Linked DNA regions of Mus musculus: region 2 is linked to region 1. A link is a loop called in an ENCODE intact Hi-C map of the cell type or tissue named here. Cell type or tissue: left cerebral cortex. All regions are shown on one strand.

Evidence for each region. Peaks named below come from ENCODE experiments on the same cell type or tissue, not always from the same donor. Only the 100,000 strongest peaks of a DNase experiment are listed, where the experiment ranks them.
Region 2: a loop joins it to region 1, with 2.4 times the contacts of the local background. A loop is called at or near these places in 8 of 42 quality-filtered maps.

Annotation. Positions count from the first base shown.
Region 1 is chr4:8,208,131-8,213,130 of GRCm38, forward strand. All of the region lies in intron 3 of Car8 (carbonic anhydrase 8), which reads right to left. Among named protein-coding and RNA genes, the nearest start is that of Car8, 28 kb to the right of the region's middle. In left cerebral cortex, no CTCF peak of the experiment used is centred here; DNase peaks (open chromatin) are centred at 2,558, 2,999 and 4,506.
Region 2 is chr4:8,364,670-8,369,669 of GRCm38, forward strand. No RefSeq gene overlaps it. Among named protein-coding and RNA genes, the nearest start is that of Gm42252, 53 kb to the right of the region's middle. In left cerebral cortex, a CTCF peak has its summit at 3,099 (motif pointing left); DNase peaks (open chromatin) are centred at 2,512 and 3,075; H3K4me3 peaks cover 310 bases.

The DNA.
Region 1 (5,000 bases):
CTTGTAGGAAAATACCATAAGTAATTGAAAAAGATAAGCAGAGGCTCTGGAAGCAGTTGTCAACAACAGCAGGTGGTAGCAATTTTAGAGAACCAAGGTATCACGGTAAAGCCCTTCAAAAGCTGCACCAGGGAAGAGAGTGCAGGAGATTTTTGCCTAGGAAGCCAAAGGAAAAAAACACATTTTCCTATGGAGAATAATAAATTAAGATGCTTGAACTAAAAAAGGAAGGGAATATTCTAAAGCTGAATTCTGCCCCCCTTGACAATACAAATCAAATGCAATTAACAATAAACAAGGACGAAAGTTAATGATTTTGTTGAAAAAATCCACACTGTTACACAGAGAGACATTACTATCCTACTTAAGACTCAAATTATATACGGCTTCCCACATGTTTATGTCTTTCCTGTATAGGTAGCCAAGGACATCTTTATCAATACCCAAGGGGCTAGGACCTCGTACTATTATTCTCTTTGTAGTTTGAAAGTTGGAAGATCTAAAAGCACGCTAGACAGTTACACGGTAACAATGGCTCTATTGTTAAAACCTGCTAGCTCATTCAGTAGCTCCACTCACTCTCTCCTACTTCATTTTTTCCCTATTACACAACTATCATCCCTCATCCCAAAATCTGAACTCCAAATCCAAAACCTTTTCAAACTAATGTGACACTGCCAGTAGAAGATGCTACACAAGGAACCTTTGTTTCATGTATATTAAAAGTGCACCTTTAAACTCTGTGTGTAAAGTATGTGTGGGATGTGTATGAATCTCCTGTTTAGACTTGTGTCCAGACCCATCATATCTCACTGTTGGATGCACATATTCCAAAAGCTCATATTAGAAGCACTTCTGGTGGCCACTATTTAGGATTAGGGATGCTATGTCTGTAAGGGTTCCATTATTCCACTACTCATTTCAGGAATGTTGTATTGTTTGTGTTCCATTTCTCAGCATCCCAGTGGCTTGTTCTAATCTGTCTAGCTTATATATTTTCTACCACATCACTCACAGATCCTCATCTTCCCTGATCTTTGCTCTATTCCCACTCTACCACCCTAATCTTACCCTGACTGTACCTCCAAGTACCCTCCAAAAAAACAGAATTTAATCCTCAGCAACTCAAGAATATCTAAGGCCCCTTCTCATCCTGGATGGAGTTTAAAATTTCTACCCTAAATAATGCTACTCCTTAGCCCAGAAACAGCCTTACCAGCCTTGTTTATCAAGCAAGCTCCTATTCTACTATCAAGACCATGTTCTAAAATCCATTTGTGGTGGCTTGAATACAGTTGGCCCATGAGAAGTGGCACTATTAGAAGGTGTGGCATTATTAGAGGATTTGTGACCTTATTAGAAGTATGTCACTATGCAGGTGAGCTTTGAGGTTCTAATGCTTAAGCTCCACCAAGGGCAGGAGAGACCCTCCCCATGGCTGCCTTTAAATCAAGCTGTTGAACTCTTGGATCCTCCAACACCAAGCCTGCCTGCTTCCCACCATGATGATAATCAACTGAACCTTTAAAACGGCAAGCCAGCCCCAATCAAATGTTTGCTTTTATAAGAGTTGTATTGGTTATAGTGTCTCTTCACAGCAATGAAACCCAAACTAAGACACCATTCTTTTCTAGTTTTTTCTGAGCCTAGCAGAATTCCATCATTTTATGATCTTTTGCACTCACACCCTAAAAGCCTTTTTAGGGCAAGCCGCCATTTTGAATATGTCTGCCACCCTGTAGAGGATGAGCACTTCTATGTTGTCCTTGCACAGCAGTGAACACAGCCATTACTTCCTAAGCCTATCCTGGTTTTCTCTACAACATCATTTAACAACAGTCCAGGTGTTAAATATGTTTCTTTCTTGGTACTCAAGAGCCACTGGAAACAAACATTGCCTTCTTGTGTTTCATATTTCTCATGGGTGATGTATTGGACACACACACAAATGTGTGCTCACCAAATGCATCAGCTACTCTAGAGTCTTCCTTCCCAATAGACACGAGCATCAGAAACTCTTCTCCTCTTACTGCTATAGTTTGAATCTGGAACATTCTCCACAGGCTCATGGTCTCAGCGCTTCTGCCCATCCAGCTCTATATGGGGAGGCTGCAGAGGCTTCAGGAGCCTAAGGGTGGCTGACAAAAGTGGGGGACTGGAGTGGACCCTTATAGGTTAGGCCTGGCCTTTAATTCCTGCTTCTTGGTCCCCCAGGGTGTAAACAGCCTCCACCAGGCCTTCCTGTTGCCACACCCTCCCCACCAGGATGGATCGAGACCCTCTGAAACCCCAATCCAGAATAAATCTGTCCTCCTTCAACATACTTCTGTCAGGTGCCGTGGTCACAGTGATGCAAAAGTAACTGATGCTTGCGTTGCCTGCTTGTGTTGCCTGCTTGTGTTGTCTGTTTGTGTTGCCTGAATGGAAGGTGCCTCCAAACCACAAACACTCCTAAGGAAGGAACTTGACAGTGCTGGGCTGTGAAAAGTGACAAACAGCTATGAATATTCTCCTCCTCCTTCCACTATGACTCACCCTGCAGCCTATACAGGAAACTTTAATTCAAGAGAGCAAGCAGCTCAGCAGTACACCAGAGCTGGTGAGTTTGTTGGGAACAAAGCCCACTGCAGTACACCAGGGCTTGTGAGTCTGTTGTGAACAAAGCCTGCTGATTAAAAATCTCAAGTATCTGTTCTCTGAAACAGGTGGATATGTGGTATTCATTTTTAAATCACTGCAAAATATTTCCACTGCTGTACAGCCCAAATTAAGAGGAGGATTAGTGACTTAAGCCCTGGACCAAGGCTACAGTTGCTGTAAAGTGTGACAACCATAAAGTACCCTTGGTTAGTACCATGGTTCAGTGATTGGCCCAGGCTAAGAAGGTAGACTGGGTAAAAGGAACCTAATAGTTTAGAAAGAAGAAACAGGCAAGCTAAATCCTAGCAAGATTCAAAAAATCTTCTGCCCACCCCACCCCCAAATCTTTTTAAAGGTGTGTGAGGGCTCACAGATGGTTAAGATGAGCCAGTCTGCAGTAAAGGCAGCCTTTGCTGACTCCCTGATGCAGTGATCTTCTCTCTGGTATCTAGTGTCATGGAGCCTTACAGAGTGAGTGGAGAGCATGAGCCTTAAGGGGTGAGTGGAAAAATCTGAGCAATTAGTACCATTAACAGGAAACACATCTTCCCTGTTCCTGGTCTCTATAATGAGAGATGTTCTTTTTCCCTAAACAGAGCCTGCCCTCTTCTCTACTTCTCCACCACAAATAGCTCCTTCCTCCTCCTTTTTCTTCTTTTTATAAACTTGTGTGAAATCTGAGCTAGTCTTAGGAAATTAACTAATTAGCCCTACCCTCCCTCCTTCATATAAACTAACTGCCCAGGCACACTGTTTAGTTCCCTCCAGTCCCTTTTCTGTCTCACACTGAACTGTCCCCAGCATTTCCTCTCATCCAGAGACTCTCATAATGCCTTACTTCTTTACAGTGCAGAGAACAGGGGGGAGGGGGACACTCAATCCTTCTCACCAAACTCACCAATGTACAGATCATAAGGAAACACTTCCTTGGGAAACTCCGGAGTCTACCAAGCAGTTCCGCTAAAGAACTCATTCCATGTAGAGGTCTTTGACTCGTTAGACAGGGTTCAGAGAGCTTACTTGCTGTGGGGTCTCCAAATACAGACAATAATAAATGGGAAAAGGCCTCCTGATACATGACAGGTCTTACATATCTTCTATTCATAGTTAATGTTTATATTTAACTTGAAACTTGGGTCTCTCTTTTTTTTTGTCTTTTCTTTTCTTCTTATTTTATTTTTAGTTCTTTTGAACTTCTAAATAACAGAGTAACCCACAGCCCTAAGTTACTTCATTTTCATTGAATGCATCTAACTATGTTCATGGAATGCTTTTAGAAACCATCAAATAAACACTTGATTCTTACACAATATTTTTTAGTGTTGAGGGGTAATACACGTTCCTGTGTGTGTGTGTGTGTGTGTGTGTGTAAGACAGAGACAGACAGAGAGAGAGAGACACAGAGAGAGACAGAGAGAGACAGAGAGAGAGAGAGATGTATGTGCCTATGAAGGCCAAAGATTACGGATGACTTCTTCAATCACTAGCCCCCTTTTGTTTTTTAACAGACAAGTCTTTTCACTGAATTGGTGAAATCTAGGAATCCACTTATCTCTGCACCCTCGACTGAGGCTAGAGACATGACTACCATTGTGTGTTGAAAATACAACACCAGGTCCTCTTGTATCATGACAAGTATTTACCCACTGGGCCATAACTATAGCTCCTATATTATTACTTTTTACAGCTTCTTACTGTTTCACAGTGCTAGGGACAAATGTATTTTTAGTGTATCAATTAAAAAATTTAAGTTAAACAACTTTGTGGGATCCAAACAGCAAATGAACTAGAATCAGAATAGCACTTTCTCTCTTATAACACACATTGCCAGGGCCAGCTGCATCCTAGGAAATTATGCCTCTCCCACAAAAGTCTTTCTGTCTGAGAATGTTATTTATGTTGTTGTAAGGCTCTGTAGTGAACTTTGTTGTGTAGAGTCCTGTAAAACCAAAAGAACAAAAATATTTAAGCATATCCAAGAATTGGCAAAAATGCAATTATCCTAGAAAACGTTTCTCTTGCTTTCCTTTTTCACAGTTCTGAGAATGGAATCTGGGTGATTCGAGGCAGGCTTTCTGCCTCCATGCCACACACTGAGGACCAAAACCGCAATTCTTAAAGCAGAAAAGCTTGCTTGTTTGTCAGACGAAGATGTTACAAAGCTAAAAATCTTCTAACATCCTCTCATTGAACCAGCAGCTTAATGTTCATAGACCATTATCCTCCCCAGAGCCGGGTTTAGTTTCACTACAAAACAGCCAACTGTAGGAACGAGGTCCAGGGACGGAGTCATGTGAGGAGAATTCAGAGGGCTTGTGAGATAGCTCCAAGGAAATGAGACAAGAGTCTTGTGACCTCAG
Region 2 (5,000 bases), 160 kb after region 1:
AGGAACCCAAAAGCTACTAGCAAAATGCCAGAAGTTGGAGGAAGGCACAGAGTAAGGCCCCCCTACACTGCCTTTGTAATAAGCCAACCTGCCCAAGCCCTGACCTTGGACTTCCAGCCTCCAGAAGCATAGGACAATAAATTATGTTATCTACTCCACCTAGTTGTGGTACTTTATCACGGCAGTCTCAGCAAAACAAAAGCATATTCTATATCTATTGCTTCATCTGAGTTTTGTTTTTGTGTTTGTTTGGGGGGTTGGGGGACTCTAAGTTAACTCAATCTCCTGCCCTGAGAGTTCTGCTTAAGTAGAAATTCACTTATTTGTTGTTACTATTCTATCTCCAGCATTTAATATTTGCCGAACGAATCAATAACTGTGCCCTTTTCCTCCCATCTTTTCCTCAAGACAATGTCCTCTCAGGTTTCTTCAGTACTTGGATGCCTTCTTGCTAGCATCTTTTCCTCTGCCTGGGATGCCCACCTGCTCTTCTCTCTCTCTTAGCATCCTCTTGTAACTTAAGTCATCCCTCAGTCTCCTGTCCCCACCCTCATCTGTTTCATTATGTGACATGCTTTTGCTGCCTGTACATGGTGACTTCCTTGATCACTGAGCAGGATCTGTATCGCCAGATCCTGCCCAGTGTCCAGCACACCAGAGGGGCTTGATTAGTGTTTGCTAGATTGAATTAAATCTGTCTCCTGCAGAGTTTGCTCCTGTTGCCCTTCCCTGGGCTTCTACTCACAGCAGGGTAGAAGAGGATTAGAAGGGGCTTTGTGGAGCAGAACTCGGATTAGAGTTTTGGGCTGTGCCTCTCTGCAAATGCTTTGACTCTGTGCAATCTCAGGAGAGTTTCTTAAACTGAAACCAGCACATCAATGTTGTACTGTCCAAACCACCCTACTAAGGTCTACAAAACATTAGCCAGAATTCACACCTACTTCTTCATATAAATCCAAGTCACTAGCTTGCATTCCAGTGAATGACCCCATTTCTGCCCCAGTTCTTAACAGTGGGGGGCGGGGGGAGGACAAACTTTTTTTTCTAACCAGCTCTTACTAAAGATGTGCCTGAGCCAGCTCCAGAAGTGAAAGGTGTATTTGGAGCCAATGACTGTCACTCACCTTTTTGGAATAACCACATGGGTGTGGTCTGAGAAACACACACACACACACACACACACACACACACACACACGCGCGCGCACACACACACAAGAACCTCTAACTGAATTGAACCAAAATGCTAACCAGGCCTGTTAAAGGGTCATACTCTGTTGCTCCTCAGAAGATTTCCTACTTACCGGAGTCTGCTTCCTAAGACTCATTAAGCCCATCTTGTGAACTTTCCTACAGAACAAAGTAGGCCCTACAAAGATACCAACCGTCACATCTCTTCTTCTGTGTCTATCCTCATCAAGCTACAAATTTATATTTTTTAAAAAAGTCACTTATTTACTAGGTTGTAATGAAGTGTCCACCAAGCTGAATTCAGAGGGATCAGTATGTCACCAGCTCAGACTTTTCAGTGCTAAGGACTCTGAGCCTGCAGAAGGACCTTCTTGTTCTGATGTTGTGATATGAAGTAGAAAACATCAGCCTATATCCCCTGTATGACTGCCACACCGCACACTCCAGGATAATGACTCAAGACCTTTCTTCAGACTTTTACTTTAGCCATGCCATTGGCTCCTGGCAGGATCATGGACGATCATGATCATCATTGATGGAATACTGACCCCCCAATTCCTTCAGATGCTACTAAGAATACAAGTTCACTACAGGGCACAGACCCTTATCCATGTGGTTCCTAACATTTTGTGGTCACTGTCACCTTTCAAGTGAAATCAAAATTGTTCAAAGTGGCATGGCCTTAGACCATCAGCTCTCAAATCAAAGCAAAATGGTTCATATTCCATGCACTTTTTCACATGAGGTTTCAGGAAAGTGCAAAATTCTAAAACTCCTCTACAGCTGAGCCATCAAACTTTCTATGAAGGCCAGATCGCAATATTTTAGGCTTTGTGGGCCAAGGGATCAAATAAACTATACTGTGTAGGTGTTTATATAATAAACCAAAAGTTAATTCACACAAATTCTAATTGGCAAAAAACAAACAAACAAAAATGCTAATAATTTAGTACAATTTTGGAGGGGAAGACAGATCTACTATTGAATGAAATTTTGGGGGAGGAGTAAATTATTTCACTTTGTTATGATCTGAAATTAGTATTTCCCATGATCGATGTACAGCTGGCATGTGTTTAGAACTCCTTAGCCTGGAAACCTTAGCAGCTGCAAACAGGACTCCACCCCATTGCCAACCTCTGCTCTGGAGACTAGATCTGGACTATTTTAAAGAGCTCCCATCTGGACTGAGCATTGAACTCTGCATAACAGGCTGCCCATACTCTGGACACCAGGGCAAGAAATGAGGACAGAGACTGGGAACGCAGAGGCAGTAGGTACTCCTGGTGCACATTGCTGAAGCAGGTCTGGCTGACTGCTGAATTGGGGCCACATTCCGGCTGTTCAGTGCTGCAACGGGGAACACTCCATAGAGTAAACTCTATTAACCTACATTCTATGACCTATATAAAGCCCTCTCGGTAATCAGCAAGATTAGCTCTGCATATGAAAAGAACCCTTTACCTGGTGTGTAAAAAAATGAATGTGTGAAAGAATAAAGCATTTACTAGATAAAATTATTTTCTTAGTCTGTAGTTATCTTGCAATCAATAATTCCAGGAATTAAACACACACACAATCTTGAAAATTTAAGAGATCTGACAATCGCAGTAAACTGGTCAAGAGGCAGCGTTTAGCAGACATGACCATGTGAGAATGTTACTGTTGTCTCCACGTTTTTCTTTTCCCTTAAACTGTTCCTCACAGTAACAGCCTCAGAAGAATGCAATTCTGTAGAACACCCTTAGGTCTGTGTGGGGAAAGCTTAGGCCACTAAGAAGTACCATAAATGCATTTCACTGTTGGCTCAAACCCATCATTTCATTTCAGTAATGGCTAAATAAATAAATAAGTCTAAACGGGAGTCACAAGTTGCACAGCAAACTTGAGACAAGTTCGCCACCTGGTGGATATTCTTAAGCATCAATACAATTAAAAATGGAAGGCAGATGTGGCGAGACCAATGGAGACAGAGCACTGGGAGGAGGTTTGTGTTTAGGTGACATCACATTGGATGGTTCTTTCCTAATTTCTCTTCTCCTCATCATGCCTCTTTTTGCCTATCTTAGGTCAGGTTTTCCAGATAGAGCTGCAAAGCATGTATGTACAGGAGGTGAGTGATTCCAAGAAGGGCGCCTATGGGGAGGGCGGGGTATGAGCATCCAGTAAAATGTATTGAACAATGGCGCGGTTTCAGCATGACCCACCTGCTTCAAGTAACCTGCAGAAGCCATGGAACTGTGTCAGTGCCGGTCCTGAGTAGACACCCACAGTACATTATCCTAGATAGTGTCCCACATATACCTTCGATGACACATGTCCGCCCTACCTGTAGAAGTAGCATCCAGCTCTGCAGTGGCCAGAGATGAGGTTGGCTGGCTCCTCTGGATAAGCCAGACTCTCTTCTCACGTGTTTCATCCATCATGAATGGCAGATGCCTCCAGTTTCTAAGGCCAGTAGCATTTCCCTGTTCCTGCTTGTTTACGGTGGGTCCAGCTTTCTCCTTGCAGGGCTCCAACCAGCCAGCCAAGCCATTTGATCCTGCTTGTGAATCTATACACCACCCACCTCCTAGGCCAAGTGCACAAGTAGATACATCCGTCATTCAGCTTCGTTGCTAGAATTCCCTCATCTGTTGAGGGACTTGCATCCTATTCCAGGCTAGCCCATCTAGGACTTGCATCCTATTCCAGGCTAGCTCATCGATAAACTAAGCTAAGCATCCCTCCTCTGCTCTCTGTTCACAAGACCTCCTCCCAGAGAAGCAACCTCTGGTGCGAGCAAGCAGAGAGACCAGTGCTCTTGCAATGGATGAATGGCTCCACCGCTAAGATCCAACTGTTAGTACCACAAACTGAGTTTAATACTAAGACTCTAACTAGAGTTAATGAAATGGGGGAGAAGGAAAACGGGATAGCGATAGGAAAATATTGATAGGAGGAAATAACCACACAGGGAGTAGCCTCGGGTACAGATCCCAATAAAGAAAACAAAGGAAGAAGAAACAAATGCTCACAGCATCTTCCTCCCTCCAGCTTCCCATTCATCTTGCGTCCTACCTCTCCACTCCTCACATCCCCTGCAACTAGAGCATCAAACACTGGAATGGCACAAAACCCAGTTCTCCCTTGATCATGTCACTTATTTATGTGACTTTCAGCATCTTCTCTGTGCTAGTAAATCTCAGATTTACATGCCTGGCCCATGTCTCCCAAGTATCCTCCAGACTTACCTATCTGATGGCCCATTTAGTGCCTAAATCTAGATGACCTATGGGTGCCACACAGCTAAGTGCAACTGCCCTATCTCTGTACAGAACAATTCTAATTTTCCCCATTGCTCAAGCTAAATTGTGGAGTCCGAGAGTTGACTCTTTCTGTCCTACCATAAGCAATTCCTCCAGGCCAAATCTTTCAGACATGACCATAACCACTTCTCATCCCTGCTGTGACAGCCACTGCAGTCAAAGCTACCATGCACACCCACCCCTGTCTGGCCAGGTTCCCTTGACTCTGCCCCTGCCTAGTCCGTCTTTCATACTCTGGTTGGCTGCTGCTAAGTGACAGTCAGGTGGAGTCACTTTTCAACTTGTACCTATCTAGTGACATCTCTACAGTTTCTCTAGAGTAGAAATCTGTCACTTCCTGAATTGACAATGCCATCCCCAACCTGACCTCTGTTCCTAAGAAATGCAGCAAGCCCATTGCCCTGGCCTTTCTTGCTTCCTGGGACTCTCTGCTCCAGAAGCCTGGAGATGCCATCCTCACCTCTTACAGGTCTGCCACCCTTTCAGAAGTGCCTTCTAACTCCAA